Linked DNA regions of Mus musculus: region 2 is linked to region 1. The links are chromatin loops, found by intact Hi-C in ENCODE. Cell type or tissue: gastrocnemius. All regions are shown on one strand.

Evidence for each region. Peaks named below come from ENCODE experiments on the same cell type or tissue, not always from the same donor. Only the 100,000 strongest peaks of a DNase experiment are listed, where the experiment ranks them.
Region 2: a loop joins it to region 1, with 3 times the contacts of the local background. A loop is called at or near these places in 22 of 42 quality-filtered maps.

What each region holds. Positions count from the first base shown.
Region 1 is chr14:27,335,940-27,340,939 of GRCm38, forward strand. It overlaps Arhgef3 (Rho guanine nucleotide exchange factor (GEF) 3), which reads left to right and starts at 98. Exons shown (of 10, transcript NM_001289687.1): 1 at 98-330. The coding sequence starts at 238. In gastrocnemius, a CTCF peak has its summit at 2,286 (motif pointing right); DNase peaks (open chromatin) are centred at 59 and 2,285; H3K4me3 peaks cover 3,307 bases; H3K27ac peaks cover 3,369 bases.
Region 2 is chr14:27,184,452-27,189,451 of GRCm38, forward strand. It overlaps a transcript of Arhgef3 not described here. Among named protein-coding and RNA genes, the nearest start is that of Gm34848, 79 kb to the right of the region's middle. In gastrocnemius, a CTCF peak has its summit at 2,760 (motif pointing right); a DNase peak (open chromatin) is centred at 2,766; H3K27ac peaks cover 2,243 bases.

The DNA of each region.
Region 1 (5,000 bases):
GAGGGCGGGGTGGGCCTCTCTAGTCCCGCCTACCCGCCCTCCCTCAGTGGGCATGGCTTAAAGCGGCCCCGCCCTTCCCGGTGGAGCTTAGGCGTCAGGTCCACTCTGCAAGAAGCAGCTGTAGGTGTTCGCATCGCCGTCGCCTGCATCGTGGAGCTCGGGCCCTCTTTTACCCGGGATTTTTGTTGTCGCCTGAAATTAGCGGTGACATCTCAAAGGGCAGGCCCGGCAGCCGCCATGGTGGCCAAGGATTACCCCTTCTACCTCACTGTCAAGAGGGCAAACTGCAGCTTGGAGGCGCCCCTGGGCAGCGGGGTGGCCAAGGACGAGGTAGGACGCGCCCTCCACACACCTGCACCTCCGGGCTTCTCTGCCACCTCACCCTGTGTACCGCTCGCTTTCTCTCCGTCTCCCCCACGTGCTGCGCTTCTCCAGATCGCCCCTTCAAGTGTTCCCTCTCACGCCTTCTCTGTGGGTCCTCTATCGCTGCCCTGCTCCCTGAGCTCGGGAACCGCAGATCTTTGATGCTGCTTCTTTCCTTCCGAGCGACTGGCAGACCGAACCCCAGTCTCTGTCTAGAGCCTGCAAAGGCACCTACCTACCCGCTGCCCTGTTAGGAAGGCCCGGGTGTCGAGAGAGAGCCTCGTAAAGCAATGTCTCCCCGTCCCCGGCCGGGGTTAAGAGAGCTAAGTTCTTGGGGACCGGTTCAGACATTTCACCAGACACACTTGGTTTTGTAGCTGTTTGAGAGCAAGGGCGGGACAGGGCACCTTTACTTGTCACAAGTAACCAATAAAGGAGGTTGGGGGAAGGGTGTCGTTCATTTTGGGTCTGAGCTAAATGAGTAATTGAGGCTCTCCTTCATGACTGCTGAAAACGAGCTAAAACGTTGGTGAATGGGAAGCTGACTTGAAATGCTAGAAACAGTTCCCATTCTGGGAACTTGGGCGCGGGGAGAGGGGCAGTGCCCTTGGGTAATCCAGGGAGTCCTCTCAGTTTGGCTTTCTTAGGCTTTCCTCTCCCACCCCCATGTGTCCTGTCTCTGGCAAATTGCTGACTGCCCTTAGAAGTTGGTTAGGTTCAGTTGGGGGAGAAGACGATTCTCATTCTTTTTCAAGGTTTTAGAGAAGACAGTTAATTGTCTTATCAGACTCCAGTTTTGCTGTGGTGGAGTCCGTAGGACCAGCTCATCATGTCGTCTGTCTGTGTCTGTGTCTGTGTGTGTGTGTGTGTGTGTGTGTGTGTGTGTGTGTGTGTGTGTTCGTTCTCCACTTTCCTCTGCCTCACTCTGAGAGACTCGGGGTGGGCAGTGACGCTGGAGGCAGGTGTGTGTCCCGCCTTGTCACAGCACTGTTGATTCCACCTACACAACACATGTAGGTCTGCTTGGTGTGTGCCCTTGACGCTCTGAATTCTGTATAGGTGTGTTTTGGGGGTTGGTAGCATCAGAGATCCATTTCCTCCAACAAGATTGCCTCCCTTCAACAGGACTCCACCAGATTCTGGTTAGATCCTCCTTTTTGTTTGCTGAGCACAAGATAAGCCTCTGGCCTTTCCGTAGCTAGTTGAATATTTGTAGAGTTTGTAGTCTCAGCAGCTGTGGAAGTGTAGTGGGCTCTCATCTGTTTGGTACCGTCATGGAGTTCAGGTTGATAGAGCCTAGAATGGATATGAGTTTTCAGTAGCAATGGGACTGGTGGCTTCTCCAACTCCTGGGAGGAGATAAAGCATACCTGGTTTGGTTAATACATTAAAGTGGGCCAGAGAAGATAAGAGTGAAAATCGCTGGGAATTCTGACCAGGCTTTTTTTTTTTTTTTCATCTTTTTGTCTTGAGTTTTGGGGTCCTGTGGTAAAGGCTTGAGTGAACCTGTCTGCTTATTCCTTCTTCCCTTGTTAGTCATAGTCTGTAGATATATATGTGCTGTAGCATTTCAGGAACAGTTATGCTAATTTTCCTCACTACTAATAGGATCCACAAAATAAAGTATATCTTATTTTCCCTTTGTGGGGATGTAATTATGTAAAAACAAGGATGGGAGGTGAGTGCTTTTGGGGAATATTGGTATTTTTCAGGGATCACCATTGAGTTTTATTAATATAATTGTCTTTACCATAATCAAAGTACACTTTACACAACTTGATGGCTCCGACTTTGTTGGTCAGCTATAAATCACTTCCCAATAATGAAGATAGGCTAGATTGGAAAAAGAAACTTAAGTGGGTTTCAGGGCAAGTTTCATTAGCACAAAAGGCGACTGAACAGAAATATATATTTTCTGCCGGTAGGTGTCGCCAGTATTTATAAATGTCTAACAGCAACAACCAAAAACCACATTCCCTCACTGTCTTAAAAAAAACAAGATTATATAATTGTTTATAAAATAGATATTAAGTCCTGAGAACGTTTCTTTTTCAAGAAACTTTTCTTTTTTTGTAAAAAGAACGATAATAAAAGGAAACCTGTGTGTCTGAAGGCCTTCCTGAGATGACAGGACCTGTTGACCTTCAGGGCGCTTGTGTCGAGCACCTGTGCCTGGCACAATTGTGTGATGGCAGTTCCTCCTGAGCATGTTCGAGGGAAGACCGTGTGTGCAGTGTGGCCGTGGCTGCAGCCAGGTTCTTCTAGCACTCAGTCACCAGCAACTTGATGTTCACTTAACAGAAAGCTCAGCGGGGAACAGGTAACCATGCCATCTACCTGAGGAAAAATGATGAATACATTCTCTTAAAAGCAAATAATAAAATTTCTCTTCAGGGTTTAATTCAAATGCTTCTTTTTAAAATTTTATTGATAGTTTCCAGTGGAAGCAAAAACGATACATGTTTACATTTTTTCTTTAAAATAATCCATTTTAAACTTTAAAAAAATATTCCGCATAGGTTATGATAGTGCATGCCTGATATTTTGTATCAACTAATAAAATAGTGCTGCTTCTTCTGCCATTTCTTACATGGGTTGGATTGCAAATACTGCTCCTAAACCTGGCGTTTCTTATGGGTGTATGCGTTGGACTGCAAATGTTTAGGTGTAATGCCCCTGACTAACTAGCCATAAAATTCTCCAGCTCTCATCATCACTGTGAACTGTGAGGAGCTTTTTACACAGCTTTGGATTTTCACAGAAAATTGTCACGTGATACAAGCAGTTTATTAATGTAACCTTGCTCAGTTTATCTCCATTTTCATTGTCATGAAAACTTTGATCTCTGCTCACTCCAGGACTGCTCCGAGTACCTGCTCAGTTCCCTAAGTGGGAAGCTGAGAACGCTAATGAACCAGGCTGATTATCAGTTCAAAATCTGTTTCTCTGTGGTAAGGTTTACTTTAAATAGAAGGTGAGGTTTACTTTAAGTAGAAAATTCAGTAGCCAGGCATGGTTAAGGAAGTTAAGGTGAGGGCAGGCTTCTAAGAGTTGTAGGTCAACATTATGTTTACTATTTGTGTGTGTGTGTGTGTGTGTGTGTGTGTGTGTGTGTGTGTGTGTGTATGCATGCGCATGCGCGCACGCATATGTGCAAATTCAAGCATGTGAAGGTTAGAGAACATCTACCTCTCTCTCTGAAATGTTGAACGATCTGGGGATTGGACTGAGGCCATTAGGTTTGTATACCTGTTGCTCTTACCTGCTAGTCCATCTCCGTGACCTCAGTTTCATTTTTAATGGAATCCAGACATTTTTCTTGTGTTAGGCTTGGCATCCTGGTAGGCTTCTCACTTTGGGCATAGATGTGTTCCTTGGCATCAGGCCTCATTGGTTGGTGGTATTTCTAGCCATTGCTTCATCTCTTGGTGCTTATAAAAATCTCAGTGCATAGGTAATAGGTGTAGTTCATGAATAGTTGAATATTACCCTGGGCTCCCAAAAGTATAGGTTCTAGTTTTTACTCAATCAGTAGCCTTGCATAGTCTTATGAATAATGGCATACAGTGGATATAAAATTAAAGCATTCTACCATGCCAGGATCTCTTAAGACTCCTTGTAGCTCATCACAAAACATATATTAAATCCCAGCTTTGTGAATAAGGACACCAAAGAAAGGTGACTTGCAGAAAAAATACAAAGAAAATCCAACTCGATCCAAGATTCAATACCAGATTTTCTGATGGATTTAGCCTGGTGTTCAGTACTTAAAAAAAAAAAAAAACTAATGGAAAAAAATGAAGGTAAATGCAAAACAGACATATATAATGCCCCCAAATAAATACTGTCTTTTAAACAGGTAACCTTAACTGAGAATGTACCTCTGAAGCTTTAGCTACAGGACAAGCTGGGCCCCATGTTCTTCGGTGATTTGTGCCTCCCCCAGTCAACAACTGTATTTGAAAGTTGTACCCACTTAGAGGTACACTCTTTGGGTACCAGTTACCGAGCTAAGTGGTCAACTGGTTTTCTGGACTTAGCTTTTCTTGGAATCTACATTGTATAGTATTGAACTGTCAGTCTATATGGGCATGCAAACAGCCATGGCAGCTATTACAACTAAATCCTAAAAGTTCTTTAGATGGCTTAGTAGGCCTCAGATTTCTCTGGGTGAAAAGCTGCACAGTGACCCAGAGAGAGGTCACCACTCACTGGTAGTTCTGATTCAGGTCACTTGTTCCCCTGGAAGGGTGTCTTGCAGGTACAGTTCTCCAAGATGAGCACATAGTGGATAAGATATCTTAGAGGAAGGGAAGTTAACTTTATCCATGAGGACTTTTAGGCTGTTCCAGGGATTGACTCTGGAATAAGGCTATCTGGTCCCCTTATCTTCCCCACAACCTGATAGTGGAGTGACTTGGGCAAACCATTGTGCTAGTTTTCATGATCATAATCTAAGGTAATGATAGTGCTGCCTCCTAGAAATGTAGTGAAGGTCAAATAGGGAAGTTCATGTAGTTCCTGGCACATAGAAATCTCAGTGAGTGTTATCCAGCCTGGTGTGGTGACTCACACCTGTAATCTCAGCTCTAGGAGGTAGGGTGGAAGTATTCATGAGTTCAGGTCAAGCATGGATT
Region 2 (5,000 bases), 150 kb before region 1:
TAACTCTTTTGGTTAACTCTCTTCGGGTCAGGGTCCATCATAGAACCACGCACATACCAGAACCGGTGAGTTCCTCTTTTCCTGACAGAATCCTGGTTATATTGCCTGCTTACCACGCCTTTCCTTGTCATTGGTTGGCATGGAATTACAGCCTCATTATCTGAGTGCCACAGTCTTTACCCTACCCCGTGAGGCCGAATCTGTTTGGTAGGACACGGCTGCTGAATGTGGCTGGGGCAGATGGGGGTACTTGACTCTATAATCATGGTGTGGTATTGGCACAGAAGCTGCTGTAAAGACCCTGGTTATAGGTGTTCAAGTTCACATGACCCAACCTTCTCTCCAGCATGTCCCACTCGCTGCCACAGGATGTTTGCACATGCCGTATCAGGCTGGGGTGCCTCTCTCCATGCCTGAAGTACTTTACATTTCAATCGTGTCATGTGAAGATTCATTTTATTTGGTCTGTTGACCAAATATATACATTTAACCCAGGTAAAAAATTTGTTTAACTCAGCAAAAAGTAACAGGGTGAGGATGAGAATCTTATTTTAAGGATGACCAAGGAATGAACACAGATACACAGACACGCACAGACATATATATACACACACACACACACATACACAAATTTATGTATGTTTGTATCATATATAAAAATATACATACATATATAATACCAGAAGATACTACAGAAAAGGGAAGACTATATTAAATACAAACTTGGATATAAACCATGCTAGTTCATTTAGGACAGTAAAACTGACCTTTGAGGCTAGGCCTGAAAAATTATTTTGCTGTGTGTCTATGCTTTGTAAGTTGATAGCCTAACTGTGCAGAGTCTGGGAACAAACCAAAAGCAAACAATGAATCAAGTAAAGTTAATCTTAGTGTTGTTTCCTGTTGCTATGATATAACACTGACAACCACACCTTAAAGGAAGGGAGGGAGGGAGGGTTTATTTGGCTCCCAGTTCTAAGTTCTGGCCATTATTGTAGGGATGTTAAGGTGGTAGATACTTGGAGCACACTGGTCATGTTCCATCCGCAGTCAAACAGAGGGCAGTGAATTACTGCATACATGCCTATGCTCAGCTTGAATTCCCCACCTAGGGAATAGTGCCACCCACAGTGGGCAGGTCTTCCCATCTCATTTAAGACGATCAAGATAATCTCCCACAGGGAGGCTAGCCTCATCTAAGTCTCTCACTGAGACCTTCTTCCCAGGTGATTCTAGAAGTTGACATGCTAACTGCGGTTCCCTTCCCTGTAAGCTGGTTCATGCTATAGATGACTAAAGTTCTGTTTTAGTTTCTAGCTTTGGGTAGTTTTCTAAGAGGCTTTATATCCTGAGTGCCCAGTACAGTGCCTGGCACAACCTGGGGGCTGGTGACTGTTTCCTGTGGGAATGGAGAAAAGGCTGAGCCCCTAAGTATTAATGGCTAGGGTGTAATTCCAGGAAAAACTTTCTATGAGGAAGTGCAGACCCAGCCATCACATCTGCGGATTTGGGGTCAGGACTGGCTGTGTGCAGAAGGGCAGCTATCACCGTGTGGAAATCCAGCAATCAGAATGGGGTTATCAAGCAGGAAGTGGGGCTTAAGAGCGAGGGGGAGCTCCGTGATTAGGGCAGAGAGCAGGGAAGGAAAGGAACTGTTGTTTCTGGCACTGCCTACATGTTGCTCTGTCATGTGAGCTGGGCTCCAGGGCCATCTTGCCCTTGATAGCCCTCTTTACAGCCTCCGCCCTCTGCCCTGAGCATCCCAGAGCAGAGCTGTGGAGTCAGCAAGATGTACTTGGGATTCACTGAGCTGAGGGACCCTTAGTAAGGGACAGGCCCTCTCTCAGCCCTGATTTCCTTATCTATAAAAACACCAAAGTCCGTGGCTCTGTTGTATTTGGAGATTTGAAGTGCACATCAGCAGTGGGCAGTCTTTGTACCCTGTACTGTGACTCTCCAACAATAACCCAAGACACCGTTTATACGCAGCAGCAGTCTTCAGCTCTGGTTCTTTAGCTGCCTGAAGACTGTGCCCAAGTTCACTCAAATACTGGAAGACTCCAGAACAGGCCAGCCAGGATCTACTGAGTCTGACCCTACATTGTCTTGTCCTCTCTGCCATTAGCCACTGTTCCTGGCCCAGACCTGCTGGGGTTTTCTGGAAGGAAATAGCAGATTGTATTTAGGGTATGGTTTGTAAAGTTTAGAGTTTAGTAGCCATGAGGACAGTCTCTTAAGATGGTGTTGGGACACTCTGGGCCTTTGGACACTTAGAGAACTCAGGCAGCTTGCTGCATCCTTCGATACATCTGGTGCTTCAGCACTCACGGGGGCATCTGTAGACGACATTCAAGTGCTCCAGAAAACAAGAGCAGCAGCAGCAAGAAAACTCCCTAAGTAAGGAAAGTCCAAATATAACCTTTTCCTATCAGTTCTGTTGAGAAATGAAATCTTTTAATTTTCAGTTCCTGTTTTATTTTGTTTACTTAAACATTTAGAACACGTTTTGTGTGTGTGTGTGTGTGTGTGTGTGTGTGTGTGTGTCTGTATCAGAGGACAGCTTTTGAGAGTCACGTCTTTCTTTGTACCTTATGTGTCTTAGGGATCTGACTCAGGTTGTCAGGGTCAGGTGTCTTTACTCACTTGTCTTGCCAGATCTCAATTCCAGTTTTTGAAAGGGCTTAGTCTGGATATACTGTTTAGACTGGCTGCTGAGCCCTTATAGAGGGGCGAGGCTCCTCCCTGCATTTCTGATGACGGCCACCAGAGGGGACTGTGCACCCACACTCTGTGCGACTTCTTAGCTTTGTCCTTGTAGAGGTAGGAGCCCTGTTCTCTCCAACCCTTAGCCCTAGAAAAGATTCACTTCTAGCTATTTCCAGTGGAACTTTGTGTTCTCCAGGAGGGGCCTCACCCCATTAAAGCTACAGTGACTGTGTTAGTATCATAACACCCAGGTCTGCCCAGCCAAGTCTTGAAGGGAGTGAATTCTCCAACATTCCTTCTTAGAGCACAAGAATCAGACAGGAGTGTGTGTGTGTGTGTGTGTGTGTGTGTGTTGTAGTAGTAGTAGTAGTAGTAGTAGTAGTACTCACAGAAGTTGCCTAGAGTCACAACATCAATTACCTGGGGTACATCCTAATCAAATCCATCCTCCAAAAACTCCCATGGGGACCTGCATCTCATCTCCCTCCCAATTCATGCCCTCCTTTTAAATTTATTTATTTGTTTGTTTATTTATTTAACCCACTGAGTCTGATTAACACTACCTATAAGCACATGAGTACTGGGGTGTGGGAAATCTATCAGTGGCCAGGCTTCTAAAGAAAAGTGGCTCTCCCTCCTCTAGCAATCATGAACTGCCAATGTGCCTCAGCTGGGGCAGAGCCCTGGGAGAACCCCCTATACATGACCCTGTCCTCCATGATGGAATTTTGGATGGACTTTATCTTGTGCAGGGTACCATAGCTGCTGCAGAGTTGTGTGAGCAGAAGCTACACCATGACCAGGGGACAGCAGTTCATGGCTCTCCTCCCTGTCCTTTGACTCTTATGTCCTTTCTGCTCCCTCTTCAGCCCCTTAAGCTTCCAGGACAGGCTCTGATAGAGGTGCTCTCATCTACGGTTGACCGCTCACAGCCGTTTTTCACACTTTCAGCAGAAATGCATCTCTGCAGAAACCACCGCCCACTGCAACAAGAACCTTCCCTGACCAAGGCTGGGTGGACACAGCACCAGACTATGGATCTGAACACAGATGTTTAGAAGGGAGTTTGACAACAGGGTCATTTAGAAAAACAGCATCAGTAGGTACTTAGAGTCTCTTAAACATCACCTGCTTTCTCCGAGGATTTCATGTCTGTCTTTACTTGGCATTTTTCAGGTTATGATTTCTGTAACTGTTGCATTTCCCTTTCATTTTCTTTCATGGCCCTCAGCTGCAGCTCAGTTGGTGGGTGCTTGCTTGCATGCCCACAGCCCTGCCTCTAGCTCTGGCCTTGCATAAAAAGTGGGGGTGTCTGTGCACACCTGCAACCTTAGCAGGAGGACCAAAAATTTAAGACGGTCCTTGGCTGCGTAGTGAGTTTGAGGTCAGCCCCGGCTACATGAGACCCTGCCTCTTAAGAAACAAAACAAATCACAAAGCCAAAACAACTAACTAGATAAATAGAAATAAAGGAAGTTAAGCCAGATGTACTGTTTCACATCTACAACGCTAGCACTCGGGAAAGCTATACAAAATTACCATGAGTTTTCAGCCAACCCCGAGCTACAGAGTAAGACCCTGTCCCAAAACAAATGAAACAAACTCCAGTGGGGGGAAAATAGGTTAATTAATGAAATGAAATTCAATCCAGGCTCACAGCAAGGAAAAAAAGAAATGTTGATGTCAGCTTCCAGCAGTTTGGGCTTATCTCCAGTTTTACAGAGTTGGTAACTTGTTAGACACTGTCAAAAGAATGACCCATGGGGAGCTATGCCTTGGGGAACTGTGACAGAGGCTCCAGAAAAAAGGACAGAGGGCCTTTTACCTCAAGTGCATTTTGTTCCCTGGATGGTTCTTGGATGTGACTCTATGCCTCCTGTGACAAACATTGACATTCAGTTTATAAGACATGTTTATTCTTGTTGGATGTCAGAGCGTAGCCACAGAACCCAAACTGGTCCATGTACCCCGAATCTGGATACAGCCTTCTGCTTGGCGTTTGTGCCCTCCCAGATATAATCTATTATGTGTGCCAGGCAATTGTGTTTAAATTGGACTCTCCTGAGAAAGTTCTGGGAAAGGGCTACTCTGTTAATATTTAGTATGTGCTTACTGGCATTTATTTACGTGTTTTTCTGAACTCAAACAACCTTCCTTAGATCATTGCTTTCATAGTGACAGTTGTCTATGAATGTACATTGAAATGGAAATCGGACTGTCTGCAGAACTAGACTGCAGTCTGCCCCATTCTTTCAGGTCTTCAGATCCTAGGTCCAGCAGACAAGATCTACACA